2 separate regions of the Mus musculus genome follow, and region 2 is linked to region 1. The links are chromatin contacts, found by Hi-C in ENCODE. All regions are on one chromosome and are shown on one strand. The core of a region is the stretch at or near the end of the contact, and the rest is flanking DNA. Distances in the headings are between cores, read along the strand shown.

Evidence for each region. Hi-C counts contacts between places; a loop is a spot of excess contacts on that map.
Region 2: a loop to region 1 is called in a map of T-helper 17 cell, with 2.8 times the contacts of the local background. The contact joins the promoter of Stoml2 here to the promoter of Arid3c in region 1. A Hi-C loop is called at or near these places in 2 of 37 maps with a recorded cell type or tissue (T-helper 17 cell and T-helper 2 cell).

Annotation. Positions count from the first base shown.
Region 1 is chr4:41,725,870-41,732,546 of GRCm38, reverse strand. Arid3c (AT rich interactive domain 3C (BRIGHT-like)) reads left to right here and starts at 1,405. Exons shown (of 8, transcript NM_001017362.2): 1 at 1,405-1,456; 2 at 2,282-2,662; 3 at 4,421-4,493; 4 at 6,215-6,398; 5 at 6,512-6,677. The coding sequence starts at 2,354.
Region 2 is chr4:43,028,492-43,034,843 of GRCm38, reverse strand. Stoml2 (stomatin (Epb7.2)-like 2) reads left to right here and starts at 3,460. Exons shown (of 10, transcript NM_023231.2): 1 at 3,460-3,515; 2 at 3,736-3,873; 3 at 4,309-4,408; 4 at 4,546-4,604; 5 at 4,694-4,795; 6 at 4,940-5,074; 7 at 5,207-5,351; 8 at 5,486-5,565; 9 at 5,778-5,906. The coding sequence starts at 3,471. Fam214b (family with sequence similarity 214, member B) reads left to right here. Exons shown (of 9, transcript NM_001253353.1): 5 at 80-185; 6 at 310-468; 7 at 691-759; 8 at 857-1,032; 9 at 1,156-2,430. The coding sequence ends at 1,309.

The DNA of each region.
Region 1 (6,677 bases), core at 156-2,655:
TTTTAAGAGGGAGGTGCCGGGCAGTGGTGGCACACACCTTTAATCCCAGCACTTGGGAGGCAGAGGCAGGCGGATTTCTGAGTTTGAGGCTAGCCTGGTCTACAAAGTGAGTTCCAGGAGAGCAAGGCCTATACAGAGAAACCCTGTCTTGAAAAAGAAGAAAAAAGAAGACAGAAGAAGAAAGAAGACAGAAGAAGAAAGAAGACAGAAGAAGAAGAAGAAGAAGAAGAGGAGGAGGAGGAGGAGGAGGAGGAGGAGGAGGAGAAGGAAGAAGGAAGAAGAAAAGAAGAAGAAGGAAGAAGAAGAAGAAAAGAAGGAAAAGAAGAAGGAAGAAGAAGAAGGAAGAAGAAGAAGGAAGAAGAAGAAGAAGAAAAAGAAGGAAAAGAAGAAGGAAGAGGAAGAAGAAGGAAAAAGAAGAAGGAAGAGGAAGAAGAAGAAAAAAGAAGAAGGAAGAAGAAGGAAAGAAAGAAAAAGAAGAAGAAGGAAAGAAGAAGATGAAGAAGAAGAAGAAGAAGAAGAAGAAGAAGAAGGAAGAAGGAAGAAGAAGGAGGAGGAGGAGGAGGAGGAGGAGGAGGAGAAGAAGAAGAAGAAGAAGAAGAAGAAGAAGAAGAAGAAGAAGAAGAAGAAGAAGAAAGAAGGAGGAGAGGAGGAGGAGGAGGAGGAGGAGGAGGAGGAGGAGGAGGAGGAGGAGAGGTGTGTATGCCTGTATTTCTCATACAATGTGTATATCCCGATGTGTGTGCTTGCAGGAGACTCAAGAGACTTCTGGGGGTGTAGGTGCATAGATATGGGGGCCACTGGCATGTGCATACCTGTGCCTAAACTGACACATATTTGCAGTTGGCGATAGCACGTGGGCAGGGCATGAAGGAAGGCAAAGCTCTGTTCTGGCCAGGTGTTCCGCATTCATCCCCGCATCCTTCAGAGCGATTCCAGTGTGACAACAGCTTGTTCAGGCCCTAGATCCCTCGAGTCACCTTTAAACGGAATGTGTAAAATTGGGCCCGAATTTGTGACAAGGTGTGAACGGCGGGTTCTGAGTGTGGGTTTGGGGGACACGACTTGTAAGGCTGGGCGGGGCCATGGGCCGGAGTTTACTAGCCGTGGTCTCCTCTTTCTCCCACGCGTGATTTCCCCATAGCTCTCCGGCGCCCCCCTCGAATCTGGCTGGTGGGAGACACCTGTTGGGGGGTTAAGAGGAGCCGAGCCCACCCCAGCCTCTTCCGCTGCGCCCTCCCGCCCTCACCCGCCCAGCAGGGCTCGGGTCCCGCCCCCGGGACCGCAGGCAGCCAAGCGACCGCCAGTGAGCGCACGGCGGTCAGAAGAGCGCAGGGCGGCAAGAGCGCACAGCGGGGACCCTGCGCAGGGAATCCAGCTGAGACAGGAGCCGCCCGAAAGGCGGCAGAGCAGACGGACCGCCGTGGAGACACCCGGGGCTTCGGGCGGTGCCAGGCAGGTGAGTGTAGCTGCAGGGCGTCCAGACCCCGGGATCCGGGCTCAGTGACTCGCCACCTCATGCCCGTCTGGTCCTGTCCCTGTCCCAGACCCAGACATTGCTGCCCTCTTCTCTGTACCTCTTGGATTCCTGATTCTTGTGTTTTATGTTTTTACCCGGTTTTTACACCAGTGTCCTCTATTTTCTGTCTCTTTCTAGTATTTTCTCTCTCATGCTGCGTCGCTCTTCCCGCGTCTCTCTCAACCTCATCTTGCTATCTCTTTTCAGGTGTCTGTCCCTCTCTTGTAGCTCTCTCTCTCTCTTTCTCATTCTCTCTCTCTCTCTCTCTTCCCCCCCCCCTTCCTTCCCTCCCTCCCTCCCGCCCTCCCTCCCCATCTTGGTCCTCCTCAGTCTCTATGTCCCGCTCCTGTCTCTCTTCCAGTCTCTGTCTCTGTATCTGCCTGTCGTCCCGTGTTCTCTCTCTCTCTCCCTCTCTCTCTCTCTCTCTCTCTCTCTCTCTGTGTGTGTGTGTGAGAGAGAGAGAGAGAGAGAGAGAGAGAGAGAGAGAGAGAGAGATCTCCCTGCACCACTCTCCCTTGGTTTCTGTTACTCTTTCCAATTTGCTTGATTCTCCCTATCCTCAGTTCCTGGCCATTTCTGACTCCCTATGTGTAGTCTCTGTCTCTTTTGCTCCCTCTATCCCTCTGTCTCTGTTTTCTTGATATATTAATCCTTCCCTTATAACTCCATGTATGTCCCTGAACATGTATGTCCATGAGCATCTCCTCTTGTGTTGTAGGGTGTGGGTGCAGCAAGGCCCTGCACCCATAATTCCCTCCCCCACAGCCGGCCCTTTCCTCGGGGCCCCGCCTGGTACCAGGAGCCCCCCCAGCAGGGGGACTGCGCCTGGAAGCTGTAATGGAGGCCCTGCAGAGGCAGCAGGCAGCACGGCTGGCCCAAGGGGTGGGGCCCTTGGCCCCTCCACGCTTACCGCTTCCACAACCTCCTCTGCTTGGCGCCCGGACCCTACAGGCTCCTGAGGGGGCTATAGGGGTGGTTGGGGCTGAAGAAGAGGAGGGTGCTGAAGATGAGGAGGGAGAGACACCCTTAGCAGAAGAGGAGACAGCTGAGCAGAGCCATCCAGGAGCCCGATGTCCCAACTCACCTTCCAGCCAGTCTCCTGGAATCCAACCACATGAGTGGACCTACGAGGAACAGTTCAAGCAGGTAGGCACCCTCTCTCCACCACCCACCACGGCCAAGCTGTCACGCCTCTCTCCCTCTGGCAAAAAATAGTCTACACATTCCTATCACCCTCTGAAGGATGTTAACAGAGACCTAGGGAGAGATAGGAAGACTGCAAGATGGATAATGATCAATCAGCAGAGACACCCAGATATGTAGAAAGTACACAGGAATTCATTAAGAGGCAATGGAGATCCTCAAAACATAGAAAATGACCATTGGTCACCATAGGAGGCCATCGATGAGTTTGAAAGGGAGATAAAAAGGGTGTAAGGGTCTTTGAGAGAAGGGGATCCCGAATTCAAGGAACCCATAACAACTCTACCCCATCTACCCTCTCACGTATCAAATCACATGTACCGAAGGGAGTGTCTCAGGCTGGCTAATGCCTTTGGAAGCGGAATAGATTGCTGCTCCTTTTGCAGGCTGGTACGCCCATCCTCTTTCCTGCCACACTGATCTGCCATCCAGTGTTTTCACCTGGCCTAAATTTCACGAGTGTCAGTTCCCGGCTTGTGCTTGCTACTTCAGCTGCAGTGTAACTGAGCCCCCCTCCCCCAACCTCTCCGTGCAAACTGGGTCTTTATGTATATGACCTTAATCCAAACCCTTCCCGACTAGAGACAGTAGACCAGGCTGTCACCACGGTGTTACTCGGAGCTGTGATTTCCAGCTGTGGCATTCTGGTGGTATTACTCATGGGGCATTGGTTTGGGGGTGTTTTCTAGAAGTGCTAATATGTAGCTAGTGTCCTGCAGCACTGGTGTAAGACTATGGATGTCACTCAGGGCCTTGCCACTCTGGAGATTCAGCTCTAGTGACTGTTTCTCCAGGGCACTGCTCTGGGCTTATGCTAGACAAAGTCTGGGTATCATTGTAGGTACCCACATGAGACTTAGAACTCTGGGTCATGTGTGTGTAGCTCCAAAGCTGGGTCTCTGGGGGTTTGATACTCATGGGAGGATTTTTACAAGGTTCTTATTGAGGGATGGAGTGTTACTTATATGTGTGACTCATATCAAGCTGAGGCTGAGAATCTGTTACTCCAGGTCAATGGCTCCATTATTCTGGAACTGTTCGTTTTTTAGACTTGGGAGGCAATGTTGGGGGTGGGGGTGGCCAACTGATTCCTAGCCTTCTGACATCTCAGGTTCTGTGTTGTATGGCCGGTGCCTGTGTGATAGCTTCTACAGTAGACACTGTAACCACCTCTGGAAGGAGATCAGACAAGATGGCTCCTATAAGGAGTTCCCCAGCATCCTGCCTGCCTGAACTCACCCCAGTTCATGTCCTGGCCCACGAGGATATGAATTGCATGAAGCCCTTATACAGATTAAGGGGAATGAATAAGTATCCATCAGTCTACGCAGTGTGGAGCACAGCCCCAGCCTGCCACCCCCCACCCCTGGGGCTCTGAGTGTCCATCCTCAGAGTCAAGACTCTGCCCGGAAGAGCAGGCTGAGCCATGGAAATACTTCCCTGATTCTCCTCTCCCTGTATTTGCCACGTGCAAGGTCTGAGCTACCTAGAGGCACCACTAGCTAGGACAGGTCGCGTAGATAGATTAGATAAAGGCACCCTGCCTGTCCCTGGGGGTAGGCCTGGTACCAGAGAATTGACCTTCAAACTCCATTCATGCCTTCACCAAATACTCTTGCCCAGAGTACCACCCAAATTGGGGCTCCAGAGAGAGGTAAGTAGGGGCAGTGGAGCTGGAGAATAACCTTGGTTCTTCCCCAGCTGTATGAACTCGATGCGGACCCCAAGAGGAAGGAGTTTCTGGATGACCTATTTAGCTTCATGCAGAAGAGGGGTAAGTAAGCAAAGTGATGTGGGGAAAATGCCTAGACATTTCTCCTGCTGACTAGGTTTTGAGGAAGGAAGACCTCAGGATGAGGACCCCAGGTGAGGCCCTCCCTGCAGAGGCCTGAGGTTGGTGGCACCTGTCCTTTGGGCCCTCAATAGCATCTTTAACCTCTGACCCTGCCCCCCTTCTCCACCAGGGATTAATTAGTGGTGGACCCACAGGCAGGTTAATGAGTGTGAGATCAATTAGGAAGGTGGGAGGGAGAACTGGTCAGGACTGGTTTGAGAGAGCAGGGTCCCAGGAACGCCTTGATTGTATACAGTGTACCCTTCTTCCAGCCTCATCTCCCCTCCATTTCCTTTTGCTTTAGCCCAGGGCACTCCCCACCTGTCCTGCAGCAGGAGGGAATACAGTTAGACTGAAGGAAGGCTTTCCTGAAGGATGGGCCGGGGCCTTGTGAATTGGGTAGTGGAGAAGGGATTTCTCCCTAGAAAATTTCAGTATTGAAAGCATACAGAAGGGGTCCAGGGGGGACGAGGGTGGGCAGCAGTCCATCACTTCCGCTTCTCCCCAGATTCATGGGTCTGAGCACTGACTCATTATCTCTCTCTACAAAGCTAATTAACTCACTCAGAGCGCAGCCTGATAAGCTGCTAATTAACTGGCTGCACTGCCCCCCTCCCAGGACAGCTTCTGGCCCAAGTCTCCCCAGTCCCCAACACAACACTCAGCAACGTTTTCTGGCCCCTCCCTTCCCAAGAACCTTGGGTGAGGACCCCCGGTTTCCTTGTCCCCCAAGTCATGGTAACCTCAGTGTTCCTCCTCTGCACCTTCTTGGGGACCTTCTCTCTCCCGGTAATGGGGTGGCTGTGGTCTGACAGAACAGCCCACACCCTGAGCCCTGCCTCCTTCTGCTCGACTGCAGGGGGAGGAGGTCTCTCGGGGCCGATAATTTCCCCCCATTAATCAGGCCGCAGCTAATTGTTCGGGTCCAAAGGCGCCGGTGGAAGGGGTTGGGATCGGTAAGGAATTAACTGGGGCCCATCGCTCAGCTCCGACAGGCCCCTTTGTCAGGACTGGCTGGCGGGGGTGGCTAGGCTGAGGAGGAGTTGGCTGGCCCAGGCAGCATCTGATTCTTCTGCACCTGCTGTCCCCTGGCTTCCTGCAGCCTTTGGGGGTTGTCCGTTTGGGGAGTATAGCTCTTCTGCGCATAAAGAAGTCCTTCCTACAGCCAGACAGCCCAGCAAACTAAAGAGTTAGGCGAATCTGGCTGTCTGGTAGATTAGAATGGCTTTTCCTTTTTACATATTCGGAAAACAGAGTTAAAACAGGCATAACATTTCCAGGCTGTGAGATTCCTATCTCAGCGCCTGTGAATAAAGTTTCAGTGGAGAACAGCCATGCACATCCTCTTAGATATCATCTTAGGCTGTTCTCAGATACAGTCGCAGAGCTGGGTATTTGTAACAGGTACCCTTTGGCCCACAAAGTATAAATATTTACCTTCTGGCTCTTTACAGAAAAACCAAGCTGATTTCTTGTCTTAGTCTCCTGTTCTTCCTGCTATAGGTGGTGTGAGGTGGGGGTGAGGTTTTCTCAGCCTGTAATCCTACCCTTCCTCTGTAGTCCTTTCATGAGACCTGTCCTTACCCAAGGACATACCTAAGAAGTCCTCAGACGCCTAATCTTACTGTCCTGACTTTGACTTTCTACCCACTTCACACCAGGTACGCCAGTGAACCGGGTACCCATCATGGCCAAACAGGTGCTGGATCTGTATGCGTTGTTTCGCTTGGTGACAGCCAAGGGAGGCCTGGTGGAAGTCATCAACCGAAAAGTGTGGCGAGAAGTCACACGCGGCCTCAGTTTGCCCACCACCATCACCTCTGCCGCCTTCACGCTCCGTACACAGTGAGGACAGCAGAGGACCAGAGGGGCTGGGTGGGGCGCGGGAGTGAAGGGAGGGGCGGGGGTAGGACCATCCGCTGGGTCCAGCCTCCCACCGCCCATCCGTCTGCCCCTAGGTACATGAAGTATTTGTACCCATACGAGTGCGAGACACGGGCACTCAGTTCCCCAGGGGAGCTTCAGGCTGCCATAGACAGCAACAGGCGTGAGGGCCGCCGCCAGGCTTACACCGCGGTCCCGCTCTTCAACTTAGCAGGGCCCACACCTCGGGGCGCTCCTGGC
Region 2 (6,352 bases), core at 2,211-4,710, 1.3 Mb before region 1:
GACAAGAGTGGTACCCAAGGACTGGGAACAGGAATACTCAGGATACTCAAGCCAACCCTTGTGTCCCTTCTCTTCCCAGAAGCTCCCTTCGAACTCTCCGGAAGGGGCCAGGCCTGCTGAGCCCTCCCAGTGCCTCCCCCTTTCCCACCCCTGCTGTCAGCCGGACCCTGCTGGGCAACTTTGAGGTAGCTCCTTTTGGACTTTGTAATTAAGGGTTCCTGGGAGGAATTCAATGGTGGAATGTGCCTCAAAAAACAAAGGAAAGACTTGGCATCGTTCTCAGATGTGTCTACTCCACCCTAATACCAGGAATCACTGCTTCGAGGACGCTTTGCACCATCTGGCCACATTGAGGGCTTTACTGCAGAGATTGGAGCCAGTGGGTCTTACTGTCCCCAACATGTCACGCTGCCCGTCACTGTCACCTTTTTTGATGTTTCTGAGCAAAATGCGCCGGCCCCCTTCCTGGTATGACATAAATCTGACCCCAAAATTATCTCAGAGGGCTTGGGTGGCAAAAGGCATTTCTTCCATGTTCTTCTTCTAGGAGTGAGTCAGGTTAAGAAGGGAAGAATTCTAGTATAGGGTAGAGCCAAGTCCAGGGGGAAGTGCTATAGAGCTTTTAGTATTTGGTGCTCATGACTGACTTTTCTAGCTCCTGCCCTGGCTAATGGTTTATGGTCTTCCTAGGGAGTCGTGGACCTGACTCCTCTGGGGAGGAAGGGTTACAGTGTGCCCAAGGTGGGCACCATCCAAGTGGTGAGTGACGGAGTGCTGGGCGCCCTGAGGGAGTTGATGTGGGAAGAGAGGAGAATCAGTCAGTAGGCCCTACCAACCTGGACTGTCCTGTCCCCAGACCTTATTTAACCCCAACCAGACTGTGGTGAAGATGTTCCTTGTGACCTTTGACTTCTCGGACATGCCTGCTGCCCACATGACCTTCCTGCGCCATCGCCTCTTCTTGGTGCCTGTGGGTGAGGAGGGAAATGCTAGCCCCACCCACCGCCTCCTCTGCTACTTGCTGCACCTCAGGTAAGCCCAGGACCCGGGGAGAGCTGGAGAAGCTCGGGTAGCCATCTGTCCTCTGCCCTCAACAATCTCCCCTTTCTTCTCCATCATCCGGATGCTGACGTGCTCACACTGTCTTCCCCTCAGGTTCCGGAGCTCTCGCTCAGGCCGCTTAAGCCTGCATGGAGATATCCGCCTGCTTTTTTCCCGCCGGAGCCTGGAGCTGGACACGGGGCTCCCCTATGAACTTCAGGCTGTGACTGAGGCCCCCCATAATCCACGTTATTCACCTTTGCCCTGATCGCAAGCATCCTGAACCTAGGTGGGCCCAAAGCCTGCCTGTCCTACCATCCTGGACAGGGTAAACTGTGGAGAAATGGCGAGAGCCCCTTCAGGCTTGAATTAAAGTCCTCATCCCGCTCACGCCCAAATTGACTATTTGGGTGTTTAAAGCTTCGGTCCTTCCATACCCTGTCTGCTCTGGGTACTTCATGTGCCTGTCCCCTCCCTTGGGTTTCCCAGGCCAGCTTAGGTAGTTAGGGAGGAACCAGAGCTACCCTGAGATTGTCCCAAGTTCCCAGGCAAGTAATGCCAGCGTTGCCTCCCTGTCCTGGGCAGGGGCCACTTATTATTTTATTTATTTTTAATTTATAATTTATTCAAATTGGATTGCCTTGGTGACCTCCCAAACCTGATAATTGGCATCACCCCACTCTCAGATATTGCTCCAACCTCAGGACTTGAAGAAGCTGATGTCGGGGCAAGGGGAGAGCTGCTCTCCTCTGGCTAAGGGCAGAGGGTTTATTCCAGAGGAACTGAGTCACTTAGCCAAAGACTCAGCTTCCCTCGGCTTTCTCTATTCCTTTTCCCTTTCCTGCCCTTCAACCCATCTTCGAAAGCCTGTATGTGTGGTGTGTGTGTGTGTGTGTGTGTGTGTGTGTACAGCTGTGTGCGTGCATACAAACTTGGGTTTGTGTAGGGTGTGTGTGTGAGAGAGAGACAGAATGTGCATGTATGTGTAACACAGGGGTTTAGCCACCTCTTACCTAGGGCTCAGACTCACTTGTCCCTCTCCTCCTGCCTGTGTCTCCTTGCTTTGGTGTCCTGACTGAGGAAGGTGTCCAGGGACAGAGTCAGGCCTAAGGACTGGGGAACCTCCTCTCACCTGACCAGACTCTGACCCACCTACCTCAGCTGGGATGAGGGGTGCCCCTCATTCAGTCACATGGTTCCCAGTTACTCCACTCCTCACTTAAGACTCTGACCCAGCCTCAACCCTTAACTCTTGGGGCTTGGCTGAGGGGAACAAGCATTTGCTGAAACTTGAAAAACAAAACAAACAAACAAAAAAATGGGAAAAATTGTACCTGGTACATTTTTTAAGGAAAAAAAAAAGAATAAATTCTTGTTTGGAAACTTGAACTAACCTCTACTTTTTTTTGTGTTCAAGAGGATGGAGATGTGGGGCCTAAAGGGAGCTGGAATTCTGGCAACAAGCTCAAACCCATGAGATCTTAGGCTGGGATGAGCTGAGTCTTGGACCATAGTCTTAGTCCTTTTTGTATAAGGTGCTGGGGGCTGGGTGGGTAAAGTGAAGCTACAGAGGCTAAACTCTGAGAATCTGGATTCTTACACTGATTCTGTAGTTTAGCCCCATCAGAACCTCAGTGTCTGTATATGTAAAATGAAGGAGGAGGAGGAGAATGAGAAGAAGGAGATGAGGGGGGATACAGGCCTCTTAAAGCTTGTATTTGAGAGAGTGTCAGAGACCTGAGCAAGGTTGATGTGTTTCAGACAAAAATGAAAGGCTGAGGCTCTTTGTTTCCCTCTGTATGTAAGGGGATCATGCCTGACCGTTTCTGGCTCAGAAAAAAATATGAAAAAGAGCTGTTGATGCCTTGGGAAAAGAGGGAAGGGAGAAATCTCCGCCCAGTCCTAAGGTAAAGTTAGGCCTCCTAGTTACCATGACAACGGGAATGGGGTCAGTCCCCAGTGGGAGAGCTGGGCACAACAGCATGACTACCCAAGAATGTCACTATGGCAACCACGGGCAACTACTGAGCGCCAATCCAATCCATTGTCGTTATGGTGACAGATTAGGACAGTTATACACGAGCTGGAGGGTAAACTGAGTCACGGCTGTGGGTACAGAATTTGGTGGGCGGTGTTCCTGTACCACTTGCGGACGGAATATTGCCTCAATTTCTACCACAATGCCCAGGAGCTTCGTAGTTTTTGAGAACCAGAACAAACTTGCACTCTCGGGCTCTCTCTTCAAAGCCTACGTTTCCCAGGGAACGATTTGACGGACGCCGACTAGTGGGGATGGGAGGGTGGACTAATACGCCGGAAGTACGTCGGGCGGAGTGGACCAGCTGAAGGAAGGGCTCGGGTTCAGGCTTCACAAGAGGCCGCTCTGCCCCACCTCTCGTTGGTTCCGGAGGTCGCCGAGGCTGTGGGAAATGCTGGCGCGCGCGGCGCGGGGCACTGGAGCCCTTTTGCTGAGGGTGAGAGCGAGGCAACCTTCACCAGAGGCTCGGGACCGACATCACCTGGGTCTTGAGCTGGGAAGGAGTGGGCTTCTAACTTTGGGGGAAGGACTGTGGTCACAGGTCATGGTCCCCACGTGAATCACTCTCCGGGGACCCTTGGGGGGGGTGTCGAGATCTAGGGAGAGGGATTTAGGGATCCGCGCCTGGTCCCCAGCCTACTCTCGTCTTCCTTCAGGGCTCGGTGCAGGCTTCTGGCCGCGTTCCGCGCCGCGCCTCCTCTGGACTGCCCCGAAACACCGTGATCCTGTTTGTGCCTCAGCAGGAGGCCTGGGTGGTGGAGCGAATGGGCCGATTCCACCGGATCCTGGAACCGGTGAGAACCTCTCTTGCCCGCCCTCAGCCAGCCAGATCGTCTGATCGTTTACTCGTGTGGAAGTGGGACTTCCGTCGGGGCCTGTCTGCACTTCTAACCTGCGAGGACCAGTTCTAGCAGAGCCCAGTCTCCTGAACACCACCTCCGTGTTTCCCCGCTTTCCTAATACCCTAGTGACCCATAGGCTTCATTCCTGGAGCTACCATACTCTAAAGGCAGCAGCTCTTGCTGGCTTCCATTCTTGACATTCATAAGCCTAGTCTTATCTTTTTGTACTCTTAGGTTTCCCTACCAGTGACACCCCAGCCTTTGAGGCCATGATAGGAGGGATTGCTTCTCTATGTTTATACGTGACTTACTACTTACTCCAGACTTAGCTTAGAGTTCAAGTTTACTAGCCTCACCCTTCTGAGAATCTATGGCTCCTCTTCTCAGGGCCTGAACGTCCTGATCCCCGTGTTAGACCGAATCCGGTATGTGCAGAGTCTCAAGGAAATTGTTATCAACGTGCCTGAGCAGTCAGCCGTAACTCTTGGTGAGAGCGATGGGGTGACAGGGATGTGCTAAGTGCGCTAGGATGTGGTTGCTATAGATCCAGGGCTTAGGAGAAAGAGCTGGTTGGGACTTAGAGGTCTGACCGACAGTTTTTTTCTCTTCTGTTTGCTCCTGCAGACAATGTAACACTACAAATAGATGGAGTCCTTTATCTGCGCATCATGGATCCTTACAAGGTATCTGCCCTGGGTTTATCTAGTTTTCTGAACTGCCTCTTCCTTAAAATCCTGCATCTTCAGTTCTGATCCTATACCTGCCCTTTCAGGCAAGTTACGGTGTGGAAGACCCAGAGTATGCTGTCACCCAGTTAGCTCAGACGACTATGAGATCAGAGCTTGGCAAACTCTCTCTGGACAAAGTTTTTCGGGTAAGCGGATCTGGGCTGGAGTAAGGGCTTAAGTGCATAAACTGTTGACTCTTTCCTGGGGAGCAAGGTTAGCCAGGGGCCTTCCCAGTTTAGGCTTTTGATAGAGACACTGACTTGTGCTGCTCACAAGTTCTGTTCATCTAGGAGCGTGAGTCCCTGAATGCCAACATTGTGGATGCCATCAACCAGGCTGCAGACTGCTGGGGTATCCGATGCCTGCGATACGAGATCAAGGACATCCATGTGCCACCTCGAGTGAAAGAGTCTATGCAGATGCAGGTAGGGAAACAGATTGGGTTACTCCAGTTCCACTGGGACTAGAATCCCCTATTGTGGGAGATAGAGTTGTATGTAAGTCCTGGTTAGAGATTCTCCTGCCTTCTTTTTGATGGGGGTCATTGGGGCTTTCAGGTAGAGGCAGAGCGCCGGAAGCGGGCCACAGTTCTAGAGTCCGAAGGGACACGAGAGTCAGCTATTAATGTGGCAGAGGGGAAGAAACAGGCCCAGATTCTGGCCTCCGAAGCAGAAAAGGCTGAACAGATAAATCAGGCGGCAGGTGAGCAGTGGGTGAGAGGCAGAGGGAGGAGCAGGGCCCAGGGCTTTAAAGATAACGGCTGGGACAGAGGCTTTGGGCTTCTCTAATTGCATGGGTCAAACTACTGTGTTTGGTTTTTTTGTTTTTTCTTTTAGGAGAAGCCAGTGCAGTTCTGGCCAAGGCCAAGGCTAAAGCCGAAGCGATTCGAATTCTGGCTGGGGCTCTGACTCAACATGTGAGAGGCTGATGGGTGTGGGTGGGGTGGGAATAGACAGTAGAAGGGCTTTTCTCTTCTATCCTTATGGGGAGTTCCTGACAGCGTGGCTCCATTAAGCCAGATTATGTGAGCTTTGTGTTAGGATTTGTATAGCCCCTTTTCCAGGAACGTAACCTTTCTCTTTTCTCCCCAAATCTCTGACCTCTGATTTTTATGCACTGTGGCTACAGAATGGAGATGCAGCAGCTTCGCTCACTGTGGCTGAGCAGTATGTCAGCGCATTCTCCAAACTGGCCAAGGATTCCAACACAGTGCTACTGCCCTCCAATCCCAGCGACGTCACGAGTATGGTGGCTCAGGTTAGAGCTCTTTGAAGATAAGCATACAATAACAGTGTCAGGAGCTAAGAATGAAGGTTTCCACTAACTCCTGCAGATTCCTGTGTCAGTGTTGGGAGCCGCCCTGCTTTGATGGTTTGATGTAAGAGACTTAGAATTGTTTGCAAGGCTCAGAAAACTGAGGCTTGAAGGATAAGAAAAACCAAGGGGCTGGGTGTGACAGTGCAATCCTGTAATACCAACACTCAGGAGGAGATGTAGGAAGTTCACAGTTAGAAGCTAGTCAGGCTACACAATGCAAACTTGTCTCAACAAAAAAAAGAGGAGGAGGAGGGAGAAGAAGAGAAGAAGAAAAGGAAGAAGGAAGGAAGAAGAAGAAAGAAAAATAGGAGAAAGATGATAAAGAAAAAGGAAAAACTAAAGCCAGGTGTTGGTGGCACATAGCTTTAGTCCACAGGCAAGCAGAG